Linked DNA regions of Homo sapiens: region 2 is linked to region 1. Evidence: chromatin contacts called from ENCODE Hi-C or POLR2A ChIA-PET data. All regions are on one chromosome and are shown on one strand. The core of a region is the stretch at or near the end of the contact, and the rest is flanking DNA. Distances in the headings are between cores, read along the strand shown.

Region 1 (3,551 bases), core at 454-2,953:
TTGCTTCTCTATTCCCTACAATTTCTATCATGATCTCAAATAGGCCACTCATATTTGTTTAAAGAGTTCATGCCTGCAATGAATGAATGAATAAAGATGGCTTTCTATCCCATTTCAAGCCATACAATATAGATGATCTGAATTACTCTGCTGTCCTGCAGATTTGGCCTTGGTTCCCAAAGACCACCCCACTAATAGCCCCCTGATTGCTTAAAAACTCAAAATAGCCAGTGCTTTTATCCAGCCCTACAATTCTATCCACAGAACCATAAGCCCGTAGAAATATGCTACCAGCCCAGCCTCCCCCAAGGAGGTGTCCTGCAAAATGAAAAGTATGGCATTCTTTACCACTTTCGGGTCAAGGGGCCATCTCCAAGGTCACACTAATTCATCTGCTACAGACACTGTGGCTGCCTTTAAACCTTGAGCTAGAAAAAGCCTCCTTTATTCTCCAGTCACCTCATCTACGCTTTTCCCAGCCTCTCCGTGGGGTCAGCAGTGACCACTTCCTTGTACCAAACTGCACTGCCCCAACAGAACACCAGCCTGATTTACCAGGATCCTCAAAGCAAGTGTTCCTTTCTGTGTGTTCTTTATGCATAAAAAGAAACAAAATGATTCCTCTGTCACCAAACTTTGCCAATGGTTTTTGGGGTGGTGCATCCCACTGTGGGGTCCAGGAAGATCATATTCTCTCTGGAGCATTTCAAAATCGGACTCCGCCACTCGCTGTCCCACGTTCTGGGAGCACTTCCCCACATCTGAATGTGTTTCCTTGCCCCAACTTTTACTTTCACTTTTGCTCCAGCTAAATAATTATATAAAGAAAAAAATGTAGAATTTATCTTTCTTTTTTTTCTTTTTTTTTTTTTTACCATGTAATTTCCTTTTTCGTGGTGAACTCCTACAAAGCCTCGGCCGTTCTCACATTTTTGTTTGAACCAAACATAAACGCTCTTTTTTATAAAATAAATCTTGCTCTGTGCTTGCTTGCCAATGTGCCCTGATTGCTGATTGTTCTAAAATCACTAGTCTGTCTTCCCTTGTAAACCCCCTGATGAAGACACCCAGTTGTGACTCACCTAGCTGTGGTCCCCTGCAACCAGGTGCCTCCAAAATGGGGCTGGCGTTGACAATAACCATTTCCCAGCTTTTAGAAAGAGGTGACAGAGCTCTGTTGTAGTGTCTGAGCCACAACTCAAGAAGGTAATGAGAATAAGGAGCCAAGATGGCCGAATAGGAACAGCTCTGGTCTACAGCTCCCAGCGTGAGCGACGCAGAAGACGGTGATTTCTGCATTTCCATCTGAGGTACCGGGTTCATCTCTCTAGGGAGTGCCAGACAGTGGGCGCAGGTCAGTGGGTGCGCGCACCGTGCGCGAGCCGAAGCAGGGCGAGGCATTGCCTCACTTGGGAAGCGCAAGGGGTCAGGGAGTTCCCTTTCCGAGTCAAAGAAAGGGGTGACGGACGCACCTGGAAAATCGGGTCACTCCCACCCGAATACTGCGCTTTTCCGACGGGCTTAAAAAACGGCGCACCACGAGACTATATCCCACACCTGGCTCGGAGGGTCCTACGCCCACGGAGTCTCGCTGATTGCTAGCACAGCAGTCTGAGATCAAACTGCAAGGCAGCAGCGAGGCTGGGGGAGGGGAGCCCGCCATTGCCCAGGCTTGATTAGGTAAACAAAGCAGCCGGGAAGCTGGAACTGGGTGGAGCCCACCACAGCTCAAGGAGGCCTGCCTGCCTCTGTAGGCTCCACCTCTGGGGGCAGGGCACAGACAAACAAAAAGACAGCAGTAACCTCTGCAGACTTAAATGTCCCTGTCTGACAGCTTTGAAGAGAGCAGTGGTTCTCCCAGCACGCAGCTGCAGATCTGAGAACGGGCAGACTGCCTCCTCAAGTGGGTCCCTGACCCCTGACCCCCGAGCAGCCTAACTGGGAGGCACCCCCCAGCAGGGGCACACTGACACCTCACACGGCAGGGTATTCCAACAGACCTGCAGCTGAGGGTCCTGTCTGTTAGAAGGAAAACTAATAAACAGAAAGGACATCCACACCAAAATCCCATCTGTACATCACCATCATCAAAGACCAAAAGTAGATAAAACCACAAAGATGGGGAAAAAACAGAACAGAAAAACTGGAAGCTCTAAAATGCAGAGCGCCTCTCCTCCTCCAAAGGAACGCAGTTCCTCACCAGCAACGGAACAAAGCTGGATGGAGAATGACTTTGACGAGCTGAGAGAAGAAGGCTTCAGACGATCAAATTACTCTGAGCTACGGGAGGACATTCAAACCAAAGGTAAAGAAGTTGAAAACTTTGAAAAAAATTTAGAAGAATATATAACTAGAATAACCAATGCAGAGAAGTGCTTAAAGGAGCTGATGGAGCTGAAAACCAAGGCTCGAGAACTACGTGAAGAATGCAGAAGCCTCAGGAGCCGATGGGATCAACTGGAAGAAAGGGTATCAGTGATGGAAGATGAAATGAATGAAATGAAGCGAGAAGGGAAGTTTAGAGAAAAAAGAATAAAAAGAAATGAGCAAAGCCTCCAAGAAATTTGGGACTATGTGAAAAGACCAAATCTACGTCTGATTGGTGTACCTGAAAGTGATGGGGAGAATGGAACCAAGTTGGAAAATACTCTGCAGGATATTATCCAGGAGAACTTCCCCAATCTAGCAAGGCAGGCCAACGTTCAGATTCAGGAAATACAGAGAACGCCACAAAGATACTCCTCGAGAAGAGCAACTCCAAGACACATAATTGTCAGATTCACCAAAGTTGAAATGAAGGAAAAAATGTTAAGGGCAGCCAGAGAGAAAGGTCGGGTTACCCTCAAAGGGAAGCCCATCAGACTAACAGCGGATCTCTTGGCAGAAACCCTACAAGCCAGAAGAGAGTGGGGGCCGATATTCAACATTCTTAAAGAAAAGAATTTTCAACCCAGAATTTCATATCCAGCCAAACTAAGCTTCATAAGCGAAGGAGAAATAAAATACTTTACAGACAAGCAAATGCTGAGCGATTTTGTCACCACCAGGCCTGCCCTAAAAGAGCTCCTGAAGGAAGCGCTAAACATGGAAAGGAACAACCGGTACCAGCCGCTGCAAAATCATGCCAAAATGTAAAGACCATCGCGACTAGGAAGAAACTGCATCAACTAACAAGCAAAATAATCAGCTAACATCATAATGACAGGATCAAATTCACACATAACAATATTAACTTTAAATGTAAATGGACTAAATGCTCCAATTAAAAGACACAGACTGGCAAATTGGATAAAGAGTCAAGACCCATCAGTGTGCTATATTCAGGAAACCCATCTCACATACAGAGACACACATAGGCTCAAAATAAAAGGATGGAGGAAGATCTACCAAGCAAATGGAAAACAAAAAAAGGCAGGGGTTGCAATCCTAGTCTCTGATAAAACAGACTTTAAACCAACAAAGATCAAAAGAGACAAAGAAGGCCATTACATAATGGTAAAGGGATCAATTCAACAAGAAGAGCTAACTATCCTACATATATATGCACCCAA
Region 2 (3,829 bases), core at 600-3,099, 1.0 Mb before region 1:
TCCGAATTCTGTTTGTCACTGGCTGCAGCTGAGTACAGCCGTGTGCTATGTATAAACATTGGCAGATGTACTGTTGTGTATACCAACTGCATTAGCCCATTTGCTGTTTGGAGGTATCTATTATGTTTGCTTTTTAAGTTTTAGTCAACACGTTAATATAAGGAGGAAAACTATAGCTCTAGTGGACATGCTGTATCCCAGTGGTTCTCACCTGGGAAAGATTTTACCCAGGAAGGGACATTTGGCAATGTCAGGAGACATTTTTGGATGTGACATCAGGAGTAGGGGAGGCTAATGGCATCTAATAGGTAGGGGTTAGGGATGAGCCAAAACATCCTACAATACACAGCATAGCTCTCCACAGCAATGATTCATCCAGCCCAAAATGTCAAGAGTTCTGAGGTTGAGAAACCCTATGTTAACCAGGTTACAAAAAAAAAAAGTGTCTCAACTTGTTCACTGAAGGGCTAGCTCAACTATTATTGTCATTCACAGCAATCATATTCTTACCACAATACTAAAATTCCTGAACCCGAGAGTTTTGTTGAATATGTTCAAAGTCATATTTAAACATTATTTCATTTCTTTCTTCAACTTCCATATACCGTATGTGTTTGTGAAGGTATTATCTGTGTAAAAAATCAGAAACTAAGAAACCAGGCACTTGACTCTTAGGATGTTTGGATATCAGAGTCAGGATTTAAACCAAGGTTTAAGTCCAACCACATCCCAGTTAGGAATCAGCAATGCTATGACTCCGTGAAGGAAATCATGGCAGTGGAAGGAGAGCTCACAGCTGTAGGACCCATTTCTCGGTTGTCTTCAGGCTCCCAAAGAACACATCAACTAGAATCAGCTAACGCATGAGTGACAGATTATTTTCATTATAGAAGTGTATTTCTATTTGCTCTCTAAGCCTCTTTATTAATTTCACTCTTCAAAACATATACCACTGGGTTAAGAATTCATTAAATGTAAAGATGTCACATTTTGAATCATCAAATGTAGAATAAAGACAGAATCAAAAACATGAAAAAATAATAGCAGTAAGGGAGAGAGAGGGAAAATGAATATGGGGAAGTCTAAAAAATGAAAAAGGGGAAAAATGAAGGAATATGCCTGCTGTTTCCTAATGAGTAGCTGAAAGTCTTCAACCTATGAAGCCTCCTGGATCATCTGCCAATTGTTCAACACAACTCCCACCCCTGCCTTCATCCTCTTTCCCTGATTCACACCCTCATGGCCTCTTTTCATTACAGTCAAGGTCCATCCCAGCTTTGACCTCATGAATCCATTATGCCCTCCTCTGTTACTGCTAGACCTGCAGACCCAGTGTCCACAAAGATGCTCCTATATTCTTTATTCCTGCTTCTCTGGAATGGTTTTAATGCCCCCTAAAGCACCAGCATGTGAATCGACCTTTGTGTTCATATCATGGAGTCCTCTTAGCTCCTTGGTGCCTCCAAGGCCAAGCTTCCATCACCTGCCAAGACACAGCGAGCTGGACCAATATTTGTGTGGCAGGTTGGGTGTGACATGAATGTCAAAGCCACCCTGAATTGAGGGATTCTGCTCCCCTTTGTTGAACTTCCTTTGGGTGGTAAGCCAGACATTGTCATTCAGCAAACATGGTTTCAATAAATATCTAGATGCAATCAAGAGAAACATGAAAATGACATGGCCTCAGTCCTCCAAGAGTTCAAATCTAACAGAAGGGACAAAAAGTGTCTTAGCCTAAGATGATTAAAAAAAAATTAAAAAAAAACTTGACTCAAAAGCTTATATGCTTTTTGGGGTGGGGCAACAGGGTGTACAGTCCCAAGGAAGTAAAAGTGAAAGCAAAAGAAAAGGCACAGAGCTAGTCACAGCTCATGAGAAACTTAGCTAAGCCTTTGCTCTCTCAGGACATACACAGAAAAGCTGTACGAATCTGCTGTGTCTTAGAACAAAGGCAAGCAACTTATCTGCTGGATTCTCCCTATCCACTGCCTCTCATTGATCAAAAGTTCACCCAATACAGTATTAATTCCCCCTGCACTTGCAAGTTGTTACCTGGAACCCCCAGGTAGCCACTGGGAAATCCAAGCATCTCTAAGTTCTGGCCAAGTAGCACATAGGTACAGCTGACTCCTCTTGTCAGTGAGCATCACACATGGGAATTCTTTGGTCTGTGATGGCAATAGCAGCAGCTGTGGCTTTATGACAGTATCCTTTGCCCCATTTCCAAGGCCACCCAGACCCAGAAGCAAGACAAACTCCCAGGCACTGAGCCAGGAAGGTCTGGAGTGGTGCGTGAACGGGGTCCATCACACCAGTGAGTTCAGTGCAGTGTACTGCATGCCCAGCCAACCCAAAGACCAAGGCAAGACCTAGGAACTTTTTATTTCAAAAGGAACATAGGTCTTGAAAATACTCTACTTTCAGCTACTATACGTCGAACACAGTAAAACAACAGTATTTGTTCCCTTTTCTGGTAATAAATCCTAATGACTCCAGCTTGCCAGAAGTCATAAAAAAAACATCAAAACTTGCTGAAGGATTGATAACATCCCACCACTCATAAAATGTCAGATGTTGGATTCATTGTTAGTGACCTAAAACATTAGAAACTTAGATTCAATGGAAAATAAGTGTAAACACATCAGAGCAACACAGCCTAGCTCTGGATGTAATTTGACCTAGTTATGTAGACATTTGGAAACACTGGCTTCTACCTGAGGGGCTACTTGTAGCATGTAACAAGGACGCATCTCACAGTACTCATGCACTAACAGCTCTGCAGAAGGGCACTGAAGGTTGAGGAAGAGGTGTTTAGTTTGAAACAAGTCCACCATCGAGATGTTCCCAACCACTAATTTTCCAAGATAAACTGTTATGTCCTGTGTGTATAGCTTTGCAATCCTGATTAAAGCCAACAGCTTTGGGTGAACACACACCACATTATACCCATATCTGTCCCACAATTTTTGTGCAAACTCTCTTAATACCACTTCAAAAGCATGTGATCATTATGCACACGTACATGTACGTACTAAAGTGAGAAATAGGAGTAGAAGTGAATGCATAAAAGAGGATGCACATGCAATAAGAAGAGAGATGGGTATAATGTAGGACAGACTGGCTAATTGGTCAGAAAATCATGGATGAGAGAAATGGGTAAATGGGAGAGGAGTATGGGAAATGCCGGGGGTAATGAGGTTCCACTAGGCACCGTTGGTTAACATGAGATCAGAAGCATGGCATGAGCATTTTCTAGAATGTATCACTTAGTAGTGAGAGACAGTGTGGGGAAACAAACAGGGGTAAAATTTAGAAGGAAGGCAACTTGGATTTGAATCTCAACTCTACTACTTGAGTTAGTAACCTCAGTAGAAGGGGTATAATATTGTCCCCAATATTAGGGAGCCATAAAGATTCAATGATACATTGTATCACAAATGATATCACATAATGGACTCCTCAATAAATTGTAACTGTTTTACATAGGTAAAGATCACCGGCATGGTTTTCTAAAAGAAAATCATAAATCAGCTATATGGAAAGTGATATGCAGGAAGTAGTCGTTTAGAGGGGAGAACCCACAACCCAGCAGTGGTATAATGGTAGGTTTGAAGAGGACTGGAAAGCTATGTCTGAACTGGGGACATCTCTACAGAGGGCCCTGCCAACACCTGAAACTTAGAATGTATAAAATATAACTTGTCCTCTTTTCCTCAAAACCAGCTCCTCCTCCTAACTTTCACTTACTCTTTCATTCATTCATTAATTTATTATCATATATTACTCAATAAACATGTTTATAACATCTATACTGTAATAAGCACTCTAC

Evidence for each region. Hi-C counts contacts between places; a loop is a spot of excess contacts on that map. ChIA-PET counts read pairs that join two places held with the same protein, here RNA polymerase II (POLR2A). Pooled maps may share reads with other maps.
Region 2: a loop to region 1 is called in a pooled map, with 2.3 times the contacts of the local background. The contact joins the enhancer-like site here to the promoter of LINC00649 in region 1. A Hi-C loop is called at or near these places in 3 of 50 pooled maps. POLR2A ChIA-PET finds 5 or more read pairs at or near these places in 2 of 52 experiments (activated CD4-positive, alpha-beta T cell and activated T-cell).

Annotation. Positions count from the first base shown.
Region 1 is chr21:33,929,274-33,932,824 of GRCh38, reverse strand. It overlaps LINC00649 (long intergenic non-protein coding RNA 649), which reads right to left and starts at 1,703. Exons shown (of 3, transcript NR_038883.2): 1 at 1,083-1,703. RefSeq lists an enhancer at 1,409-2,050.
Region 2 is chr21:34,932,196-34,936,024 of GRCh38, reverse strand. All of the region lies in intron 2 of RUNX1 (RUNX family transcription factor 1), which reads left to right. Among named protein-coding and RNA genes, the nearest start is that of RUNX1-AS1, 98 kb to the right of the region's middle. Within about 2 kb of position 1,849, at least 5 of the 41 ENCODE cell types and tissues checked have a DNase peak (open chromatin) inside an H3K27ac peak, as active enhancers do.